Linked DNA regions of Homo sapiens: all the other regions are linked to region 3. Evidence: chromatin contacts called from ENCODE Hi-C or POLR2A ChIA-PET data. All regions are on one chromosome and are shown on one strand. Each heading gives the region's core, a stretch centred on a gene start or an enhancer-like site at or near the end of the contact. The rest is flanking DNA. Distances are from core to core; before and after follow the strand shown.

Evidence for each region. A loop is a pair of places that touch in the nucleus more often than their neighbours do. ChIA-PET counts read pairs that join two places held with the same protein, here RNA polymerase II (POLR2A). Pooled maps may share reads with other maps.
Region 1: a map with no recorded cell type shows a loop between it and region 3 (12-fold over the local background). The contact joins the promoter of SBNO2 here to the promoter of RPS15 in region 3. A Hi-C loop is called at or near these places in 1 of 37 single-sample maps with no recorded cell type and 4 of 50 pooled maps. POLR2A ChIA-PET finds 5 or more read pairs at or near these places in 2 of 52 experiments (AG04450 and GM10248).
Region 2: a map of sigmoid colon shows a loop between it and region 3 (5-fold over the local background). The contact joins the promoter of ABCA7 here to the promoter of RPS15 in region 3. A Hi-C loop is called at or near these places in 1 of 168 maps with a recorded cell type or tissue (sigmoid colon) and 2 of 50 pooled maps. POLR2A ChIA-PET finds 5 or more read pairs at or near these places in 1 of 52 experiments (WTC11).

Annotation. Positions count from the first base shown.
Region 1 is chr19:1,172,574-1,175,757 of GRCh38, reverse strand. It overlaps SBNO2 (strawberry notch homolog 2), which reads left to right and starts at 1,490. Exons shown (of 32, transcript NM_014963.3): 1 at 1,490-1,586. LOC102725180 (collagen alpha-1(VII) chain) reads right to left here. Exons shown (of 3, transcript XR_005647046.2): 2 at 1,874-2,739; 3 at 765-1,198. RefSeq lists enhancers at 1,130-1,179, 2,564-3,122 and a silencer at 1,320-1,629.
Region 2 is chr19:1,038,015-1,041,356 of GRCh38, reverse strand. ABCA7 (ATP binding cassette subfamily A member 7) reads right to left here and starts at 1,250. Exons shown (of 47, transcript NM_019112.4): 1 at 1,161-1,250; 2 at 1-132. CNN2 (calponin 2) reads right to left here. Exons shown (of 7, transcript NM_004368.4): 7 at 2,292-3,342. RefSeq lists enhancers at 1-203, 2,096-2,595, 2,596-3,097, 2,685-3,244 and a silencer at 115-254.
Region 3 is chr19:1,436,076-1,439,645 of GRCh38, reverse strand. RPS15 (ribosomal protein S15) reads right to left here and starts at 1,250. Exons shown (of 4, transcript NM_001018.5): 1 at 1,218-1,250; 2 at 754-839. The coding sequence starts at 1,220. RefSeq lists enhancers at 1,007-1,226, 635-1,505.

The sequences.
Region 1 (3,184 bases), core at 241-2,740, 260 kb after region 3:
TAAAATATCTTAAACCTGCTTATTATCTGCCTTACCAGGCCTTCTTTGCCCGGACTGTTCTTCCTACTCTTGTCTACCTGGTACACTCCTACTTGAACTTCAAAACCCCAGCTTCAACACACTCTTCAGCATGCAGCCCTCTATGAAGCCCTAGGCAGACATTTCAACCCTCCCAGAGATCCCGCATATTGGAGTGTCTGGTCCTGGTTCTCTCTCCCCTAGACCAGGGGCTTTCTGATGTTGGGACAGACAGCTGAGTCCTCTGTGAGACCCTGGGTTTTCCCAGCTCATGACCAAGCACAGAGCAGCATCGATTAGAAGTCACTGAATGAATTAACAAAGTCATGGAGAAATCAACTCTAGTTTCAGGGGGTTGGAATGGGGGCAGAGGCCTCTGGCTTGTGGCTGCTTGGGTCCAGGGAGCTGTATCAGTATTGTCATGGCTGAAATTGGGCTGGGGAGGCGGTGGTGCCTCCCACACTGGATCTGCCTTCACTGGCTCAAGTCACAGGAAAAGTGCCCTGAGACTCCAGCTCCCCACGCAGGGCAGCCTCCCACCACAGCCACCGAGAGGAGGAGCCCCTCAGGCCCCCGTGGCCCTGCCTGAAAGGATCCTGCTCTCTTGGGGGTAGCCCCTGGGACTTACCCAAACCCCCATGTGCCAGTCACCATGCTGAAGCGTCCAGAACTGTATTTGGTTAGGGAGAGAGATTAATGAACAGAGATAACTTTTCGTGAGAGAGTATGTCTGACAGGCCCAGAGGTGATGATTTTATTTCATTTTATTTTATTTCGTTATTTATTTATTTATTTTTGAGATGGAGTCTCACTCTGTTGCCCGGGCTGGAGTGCAGTGGTGCGATCTCAGCTCACTGCAATAACTACCTCCCAGGTTCAAGCGATACTACTGCCTCAGCCTCCTGAGTAGCTGGGATTACAGGTGCCCGCCATCACGCCCAGCTAATTTTTGTATATTTAGTAGAGACGGGGTTTCATCATATTGTCCAGGTTGGCCTCAAACTCCCGACCTCAAGTGATCCATCCGCCTCAGCCTCTCAAAGTGCTGCGATTACAGGCGTGAGCCACTGCGCCCGGCTGGTGATCGTCTTAGTAGCTTTTGAGGGAGTCTCAGTTTAAAAGTCTCGGGTGAGTGAGCCCCAGTGGGGGACGTGGCACATGCAGAGGCTTGGAGGGGGTTCTGAGGAAGGAGGAAAAAAGGGGATGCTGTACCACAAAGCAGATTCCATTTCACCAGCACGGTGCAGAAGAGGAAACTGAGGCTTGAGGAGGTGAAAGCACATGCTGGGGTCTCAAGAGAACCAGGCAGGGCGGGATTCGAACCCAGAGCCGTAGGAGTCCCAGCCCCTTCCGAATAGCGGAAGGACCTCAAGGGATTGGCTTGGAAGGTGGCCCCGCCCCCGAACCGAGACCACGCCCCCGCAGGTGGAGGCCCCGCCCCGCGGCATGACCGGAAGTGCGCGGGGCCCCCAAGATGGCGCCCGAAACCCGGAAGTGAGCGGCGGCAGCTGCGAGGCTCGGAGAAACAGGCGCCGCGGGCTCCGCGCCCGGCCGGACCCGGGCCCGAGGTGAGGCTCTGGTTGCGACCCCCGCCCCGGCTCCACCGCGACCCCTGCCTGGCCCGACCCCGCTTGTGGGTCCGGCGCTCCCCGCGGACCCCTGCGCCCGGGGCTGGGGGTTCTGGGGGCCGTGGGGCGGGGGCGAGCGCGGCGGGACCCCCGCCCTCCGCCGCGACCCCTTCCGACCCCGCCCTTCGCCGCCAACGTTGACCCCGCGCTGCCCCGCGACCACCGCCGTGAACCTTGACCTGCCCCCCCGCCCCCCGGCGACCCCCTGCCGTGAACCTTAACCCTACCTTCCACGACAACCCTCCCAACCTTTCCTTCCCGCTCTTCCGGGTGACTCCCTGTACCGCGCAGCTTGGTGACCCCCGACCTTTCGTTTTCTGGTAACCCTTGACCCCGCACTCATCGGTGCCCCCGAGCCCCTTGGTGACCCCGCACCCGCTTTTCCTCGGTATCCTGGCCTTCCCTTTTGGGGACTCTCGACTCCATGCGCCTCGTGACCTCGACCCCTTCCTGGGAGTGACCCCCGGTCTCTCCCGCCGCCCCGATTCCTGACTCCAGGCTCCTCGGGCGTTCGTGCCCCTTCCTCCTCCTTGTCCCCGGTCCCAGGACCCTTGCCTTCTCGGCCCCGCAGCGCAGCCCTGTCTCCCTCCCTCCCCTTGCTCCCCGCCCCTCCCGCTCCTGGGGCCTCCGACTTCTCTTCTGGGGCAGATGGTTTTTCGGTTTCTGCATGGAGGTCCCCCGGTTTGGGATGGGGGCTTGCTGATATTAGGTGACCCCGGGGCCGTCTGGGCGGAGTCTGCAGAGCGTGTTGGGGGTGGGAGTGCGGGTCGCATTCAAACCCGGCTTCCAGGGACAGGCGGGAGGGAGGGTAGCGGGCTGAGATGGCCCGAGTGGGGCCCGGGAGCAGCGTGTGTCGGTGAAGGGGAAGCGCAGGCCTCCTGGTGGGTCCTGTCCCCCGTAGGGCACTCTTCCCACCACCCCAGAGTCCCGAAGAATAAGGCAGGTGGGGCCTGGAGGGACCAATCCCCAGACTGACCTGGGGCGTGGGGGGCAGGCGTTGTGGAGAGCCCACCCAGCGCCTCCAGGGACGCCGGGCACGGATGGTGCTGGGGCAGGGACGGTGGGTGTCTCCCTGGATGAACTGATTAACATTCTGAAAAGTTAAAAAAAAAAAAAAAAAATCTCTTAAATGTGTAGCCGGGGCCTCCCCTGGCTGCTTCTTCCCGGAATGCCTGTTGTTCCCGCCTGCTCAGAACGTCCTTCCTGCCTGTGACTGCTGGGACGGGACGGGATAGGTTTGGTGCCATCTGTTGCACGCCCTGTCAGCGAGAGTGCCCGGCCTCGGAGCTGGCCTGTGCTGATGCTGGCTGCCAGTTTGCCGGGGCGGGGGGGGCGGTTGCAGTGAGTGTTTTACAGAGGGGCAGAGGAAGCCGAGGTTCAAGAGAAGAGCATGGGAGGGGCCGAGGACCCAGGGCCGCAGACCCCGTGGGCAGCCAGCCCGATTACACGGGGATTACAGGCTTCAAACTTTCTTCCAGGCCTCTTCCTCCGGGCCAGGGCAGCCGGCACTGCTTCCTGACTGAGGGGTGCTGTGCTGT
Region 2 (3,342 bases), core at 1-2,500, 400 kb after region 3:
GACTGGGCAGGGGACGGGACAGAGAGGTCAGGACAACGGTCGGGCTGAAGACGTGCGGTGCGGCTGCGGGCAACTCCCTGCCCCTTTCTGAACCTCATTCCTTTATCCCACAGCGCAGGGTTCCTGGAAGCTCTGATTAGAGCGAGGCAAACAGTAGTCACTCGATAAAGAGGCTCCGCTACCCCAGGGGTGGAGTAAACCAATGGGAGCGCAACCCGCAGCCGTCCTCGCATCTGATTGGCTGCCAGGACTGTCGCTCTGAGCAGGGCTGACAGCTGGGGACTTAAAGATCATCCTCTAATCCTCCAGGGACCGAGTTTGGGCTTAACGCTTTCGTCACCAGGCTCCACCCCAAGCCTCACCTGGAAGCCTCTTCCAGGTCCTGACCCCCAGCCTCCTGCCTGGCCCAGCCCAGGCAAGGATTCCTTTCCCCTCACTGTTCTCCGAAGATAACAGCAACGAATATTGGCAGTGCTGGACATTTCACACGCCCAGGGGAAGTGCTGGACTATCACCCCACTCTACAGAAGTGGAAACCGAGGCCCAAGAAAGCAAACCCAGGCACCCAGAGAGACAGGCAGTTGCCCAGCTGGAGGCACGACCCCAGCTCTGCCCACACCTTATGTAGCATTAATCGCTCAGAGGGACCGCGGGAGCCAGAGAAAGAGTCAGGCGAAGGGGCTGGGATAGAGACTCCTGGAGTCAGCGATTCCTGATCTATTTTCCTTGGGCCGGTCCACCTCTGACACAGATGGAGAATCTGACGCTGACAGAGGGGCAGGAAGTTGCTAAAGGTGACCAGGCCGGAACTGGGACCTCAGACCCAGACCCTTACGCCAGGGTTCTTTCCTTTACATCAAGCGGGACTTAGGATCTGGGGGAGTGGGCTCAGTTTCTCCATTTGTAAGACGGGGCAAGGGGGAGTGCAGGAGTTCTAACGGGCAGGGGGCTGCAGGTGTGTGATCGGCAAAGGCCCTCTTAAGGGTCCCAGATGTCCGATGCCCCCCTTGAGAATCAGTGATCAATTCAGCCGTCGTCAACATTCACCGGAAGGAGGTCAGAGGCTGGACCCCCTAATTCCCAGGGAACTTGCATCCCTCCCGGCCCCAACCCCGCATTCTCGAGTCTCGGGCCTTCTTCCCTCTCCGAGTCCTTCTCACCTTCCAGGGGCTCCGCAGCTCTTGCCGCCTTCCCTCCGCCCAGCAGCAGGCAGGGAGCGCGCCGCCCCTTAAGCCAAGTGCGCTGAGCTTGCCCGCGCAGGTAGCAGCGCCGGGGCACGCCCCTGCCTCTGCACGCTGCTATTGGGCGACCTGCCCGTCACTCACTGGCCTGCTCCGTCGGAGCTGCGCGGGCCAAGGGAGGAGACGGGATCACAGAAGGGCCTCGCCTAGCCGGGTTTCTTAAAGGGACCGCGCGGCTCTTGCTGCATCACCGTAGGGTGGCGGAGTGCCCGGCAGGTCCCAGGCAGGCCGCCCTCCGGGAACGAGGCTGCGCTGTCTTTGGGGAGCCAGGCTGCCTCCCCACGTTGTATAACCGGCTGCAATACCGCAGCTCCGAATTGCAGGAGTTCCCTCTGTCCCCGCTGTCCCCGGGGCTGGCCAGGCTCCCTCTAGTTTAGTCCAGACTCTGGGACTACACTCGTCCGTCTGTAAAGTAGGGGTTCCACTAGATCATTCGTTCATTCATTCATTCCACGAACGCTCCTCGGCTTCTGCAGAGGATGGCAGGAGGGGGAGGGGGCCAACATTCTAGAGTCTCCGATTATAGTGGCTACCCTGATTTTGAGGAAAACCCGTTTCCCACTCTGGAAGAAGAGTTGAAATAAACTCTTCAGGCTGGAGGTGAAGCTGAAATGGGAGCGTGTGGGTCCACAGCTTTGAAGGCGCTGGGGAGAGTGAGAGGCGTGGGGACGGCTCCCGCGGCAGGAGGTGGCATTGCCGTTGGGGCTTTGAGGATAAATAGGAGTTCGCCAACGGGGAGACATCCAGGCTGAGGCCACGAGACTTGCGCTGTAAGGTAGAGTGCAGCCAAAGCGCATGGGGGGCATTTGAGGGAACTGCCTCTTCTCCAAATGGCCAGGAAGCCCAGCCTCTCCCTCTACCCCAAGTCCCGGCCCTTCAAATCATTCATTCCACCCAGACTCACCTGTGGCTTCAGCTTTTGCTCCTCCTCCCAATGGTGAGGTGGACATTTTCCCCTTGATCCCCCCATCCCCCAAGACCTCCTCTCTCCCCACAAAAGCATCAAAGCAAAGCACGCCCTCATCGACGCCAACTCTCTTGGCCACCTTCTCTTCGTACAAACAGAGGTTTTATTGCGTTTGGTCCACAGTCGTATTTCACATTATCTCACGGAGCAGGTCCCCTGGGTGGGGGGTCCCTGTGCAGTACTTGGCGGGGCATGTGGCCGGGGAAGATGGAGCAGTATAAGCTGGTCGGGCCCAGAAGGGAGGAGGGCTGGGGGCTCCTTAAAACCTACTGAGGGGCTGGGCACGGTGGCTCACACCTGTAATCTCAGCGCTTGGGGAGGCGGAGGCGGGCGGATCACACCTGAGGCCAGGAGTTCGAGACCAGCCTGGCCAACATGGGGAAACCCCATCTCTACTAAAAATACAAAAATTAGCCGGGCGTGGTGGAGCACCTGCAGTCCTAGCTACTCAGGAGGCTGAGGCTGGAGAATCGCTTGAGCCCGGAAGGTGGAGGTGCAGTGAGCCAAGATGGCGCCACTGCACTCCAGCCTGGGCAACAACCACAACTGAAAAAAAAATCTACTGAGGCCAGAGTGGGTTGGGGCGGGGAGCATGGAGAGGGGGTCAGGCTTAGCCCCAACAACTCAGAATTTCACTTCCTTGTACGGCCCTCACTTTCTCCACCTGGCCCCGGGGCAGGTCTGAGGGTCTGAAGTCTGTTGGTCTGAAGGTCCTAGGCAAATCCAGTCACTTGGGAGCCGGAGATATTTAACATCACGGCCCGGTCCCCTTTCCCAGGGGACTCATTTCCTAGCACTCTCTCCACTGTCCTTGCCCCACCCCTGGGGGAAAAAATGTATTTTTCTTTTGTGAATACTTCCTGAAACTTGCGGGCATAGAAACCACAAACTGCTCAGCTGACAAAAGGGGGAAGAGGCGAGGCAAGCAGAAACCGTCGGGGACCGGTTCCTTCCAAGCCCAGGTCTCTTCTTCCCAGCACAGCCTGAATGTGCCAGCAGGGACCCTCGCCCTACACGTATTGGGATATGGCCTTGACCCCTTCCCCCACAGCCCAGTGGCTCAGCCTTGCGAAGGATCAAGGCAAAGGGGAAAAAAGCTCTGCTGCCTGATCCCACGCTGACACTCACAGACCC
Region 3 (3,570 bases), core at 1-2,500:
AGGCGGGAGGGTCGCTTGAGCCCAGGAGTTCAAGACCAACCTGGACGACACAGAGAAACGCTGTTTCCACAAATAATCAAAAATCAAGGTCGGGCGCGGTGTTCACGCCTGTAATCCCAGCACTTTGGGAGGCCGAGGCAGGTGGATCACCTGAGGTCAGGAGTTTGAGACCAGCCTGGGCAACACTGAAACTCGTCTCTACTAAAAATACAAAAATTAGCCGGACGTGGTGGGGGGGCCCTCTAATCCCAGCTACTCGAGAGGCTGAGGCAAGAGAATCGCTTGAACCCGGGAGTGGGAGGCTGCAGTGAGCTGGGACGGAGCCATTGCACTCCAGCCTGGGCGACAGGATGAGACTCCGCCTCAAAATAATCAAAAATTAAAAAATAAAAGCGCAAGCCAGATGCCCACCACCACCCTGCCTGGAAAGGACCCAGCGACCTCCACCGCCCTTAAAATCTAAGGAGTCTAACGCAGCCCCTTATTCTAAGTCACGTGGGCTACAGACAGGGGCTACACCTTCCAACTAAGCCGCGGAAAAGTGAACAACGGGGGGCAGGTTGCAAATAAGCAAAAACCTCAACGTCTCTGGACAGTTTTCTGGGCGCAAGACCACACTCAGTTCCAAACCCGCGCGGAGACCGTGCCCGCCCACCGCCGCAGAGGCGCTTGGACCCCCGCCCCGCCGCCCTCACCCGGACAAGCCCCACCGCTGGCCCAGCCCCTGCCCGCGACCCCCGCGGCCGCCCTTACTAGGACATGTCCAGCAGCTGGTCGAGGTCCACGCCGCGGTAGGTGAACTTGCGGAAGGTCCGCTTCTTCTTCTGCTCTACTTCTGCCTGTGCGGGCGCGGATCGGGCGTCAGCGGGATCCCGACACCCATCTCCCGGGGCCACCGGGCCCGAGGACACCGCGGAAGACGCGCGGCGCCGCCGGGGACAGAAGCCCGACAGGGACACACCGCTTCGACCCGTCCCCGGGGATCACTCGCGGCTCCGGGTTACGAGGACCCGGACATGAAGGCCCGGACAGGCCTTCCCAGCCCCGCGTCGTCCCGACACCCACCAAGTCCGCCCCTCGCCCCAACATCCAGCCGCCTGCAGGGTCGGGAGCAAGCCGCCGTAGCCGCGGGGACGAACTGCGGCCCCCGCGAGACGGTCAGAGGTTGGATGGAGCCGGATAGGCCCGGCAGAGACGCGCCAAATCGCAACACTCACCATCTTGCCGGATCCTCAGAAGAGATCGCTTTGGTCCGCGCCTGCGCAGTTATCGCGAGACTGCCGGCATGTCCCGCCCCCTCGGCCGTGCGCGCACACGCGCTTCCGCTTTCCCGGCGGCGAACACGCGCCCTCTGCCGTCTGGAGGGCAAAACACAGGCTGCAGGGATTAGAGCAGCCGCCGCCTGAGGTCTGCAGAGCCGCTTCCTCCACGGAGTGGGACTTTGGACAAGTCGCCGCCCCTGTCTGAGCCTCGGGTTCGTGCTCCGTCATCTACACGATGGCACCCACATCAACAAGTATTTATGGAGCGCCTACCGTTTGCTCGTAGGTGCGGTTTGGCGGTTCAGGTCCCACTGTGGGAGGAACACGAGAATTCATTACAGATACTGGAGCAGGGACAGGGCCTCGCTGAAAAGAACCATTCCGGCTTTAACAGATAAAATTTTGTATATAAAGTTAGTAAGGACAACACAGTGAGACTGCCTCTCTACAAAAAAATACAAAAATTTGTGTACACACGGACATAAAAGAATAAAAAGTACAAAAAATTCCCAGCTACTCGGGAGGCTGAGCCTTCAGCCCAGGAGGTCAAGGCTGCAGTGAGCCGTGATCGCGCCAACGGCACTCCAGCCTGGGCGACAGAGCAAGACCCTGCCTCAAAAATAAAGTTAGGAATATCACTGGGTTTGTTAAGATATGTAAATGTAATGTGAATAATGATAGCTCAAAGAGAAGGAGTAACTAGAACTATGTAGGAGTGACTTTTTTTTTTTTTTGAGACAGAGTTTCACTCTTGTTGCCCTGGCTGGAGTGCAGTGGTGTGATCTCGGCTCACTGCAACCTCTGCCTCCTGGGTTCAAGCGATTCTCCTGCCTCAGCCTCCCAAGTAGCTGGGATTACAGGCACCTGTTACCGTGCCCGGCTAATTTTGTATTTTTAGTAAAGACACGGTTTCTCCATGTTGGCCAGGCCATGTTGGTCTCGAACTCCTGACCTCAGGTGATCCACCCGCTTTGGCCTCCCAAAGTGCTGGGATTACAGGCGTGAGCCACCGCGCCTGGCCTAGGAGTGATGTTTCTGTATCTTACTGGAATTAAGTATAAAGTTGAAGGTGACTATTAACTATGGATGTGGCACCTGGCTGGGCGTGGTGGCTTATGCTTGTAATTCCAGCACTTTGGGAGGCCGAGGCGGGCGGATCACCTGAGGTCAAGAGTTCAAGACCAAGCTGACCAACCCTAACTCTACTAAAAATACAAAAAATTAGCCAGGCGTGGTGGTGGGTGCCTGTAATCCCAGCTCCTTGGGAGGCTGAGGCAGGAGAACCGCTTGAACCCGGGAGGCGGAGGTTGCAGTGAGCTGAGATCGCACCACTGCACTCCAGCCTGGGCGACAGAGACTCCTTCTCAAAAAAAAAAAAAAAAAAAAAAAAGAAAAAGAAAAAAAAAAAGCACAAAACCTCTGGGAACCCGAGCTTAGCTGTGGCACTGTCCAGGGAGCTGAGCTCTCCCCAGCCGTCCCCACAGTCCCAAGGGAAGCCAATTACACTGTACTCAGGGAGGGCTGAGTCTCCGTCCCGAGGAGCACAGGACCTATGTGTCGGGCCCGTCCATGTTACCCATTTTCCTGCAGCAGAGTGTCCTGGCTGGAAAGCTGATTTTGTGAGTGCTGCTCTTTGGCTGGGGGAGCTAATGTAACGGGAGGGGCTGACACTCAACACCATGATGACCTGTGGTGTGGATAGACAGCCGCCCCCGCCTGGCCCTCCTGGGAGCTGGGGCAGCAGCTCCTGAGGACATGGGAGAAGGCTCTGACGGCAGGGAATGGAGCTGGCTTCCTGGGCTGAGGCGTTGAGGGGTACTGTCTCAGTGAGGAAACTGCACTGCACAGGGATGTTGGGGGTACCCCTTCTCTTGGTTCTCTCCAAACTAAGTCAAACCTTCCCTGTCCCCAAAATATGAACTGGGGCGGGGGGGGGTGGTTCTGGCTGTCGCCTGAACAGTCTCACGCCTGGCACGCTGTAGGCTTCCAGTTTGGGACTTCATGGTCCTTTTTTTTTCTTGTTTTGTTTTTTGAGACGGAGTTTCGCTCTTGTTGCCCAGGCTGGAGTGCAATGGCGCAATCTCGGCTCACTGCAAGCTCCGCCTCCCAGGTTCAAGCGATTCTTCTGCCTCAGCCTCCCAAGTAGCTGGGATTACAGGCATGCACCACCACACCCGGTTAATTTTTGTATTTTTAGTAGAGACGGGGTTTCTCCATGTTGGTCAGGCTGGTCTCGAACTCCCGACCTCAGGTGATCCGCCCGCCTCGGCCTCCCAAAGTGCTGGGATTACAGTCGTGAGCCACCGCG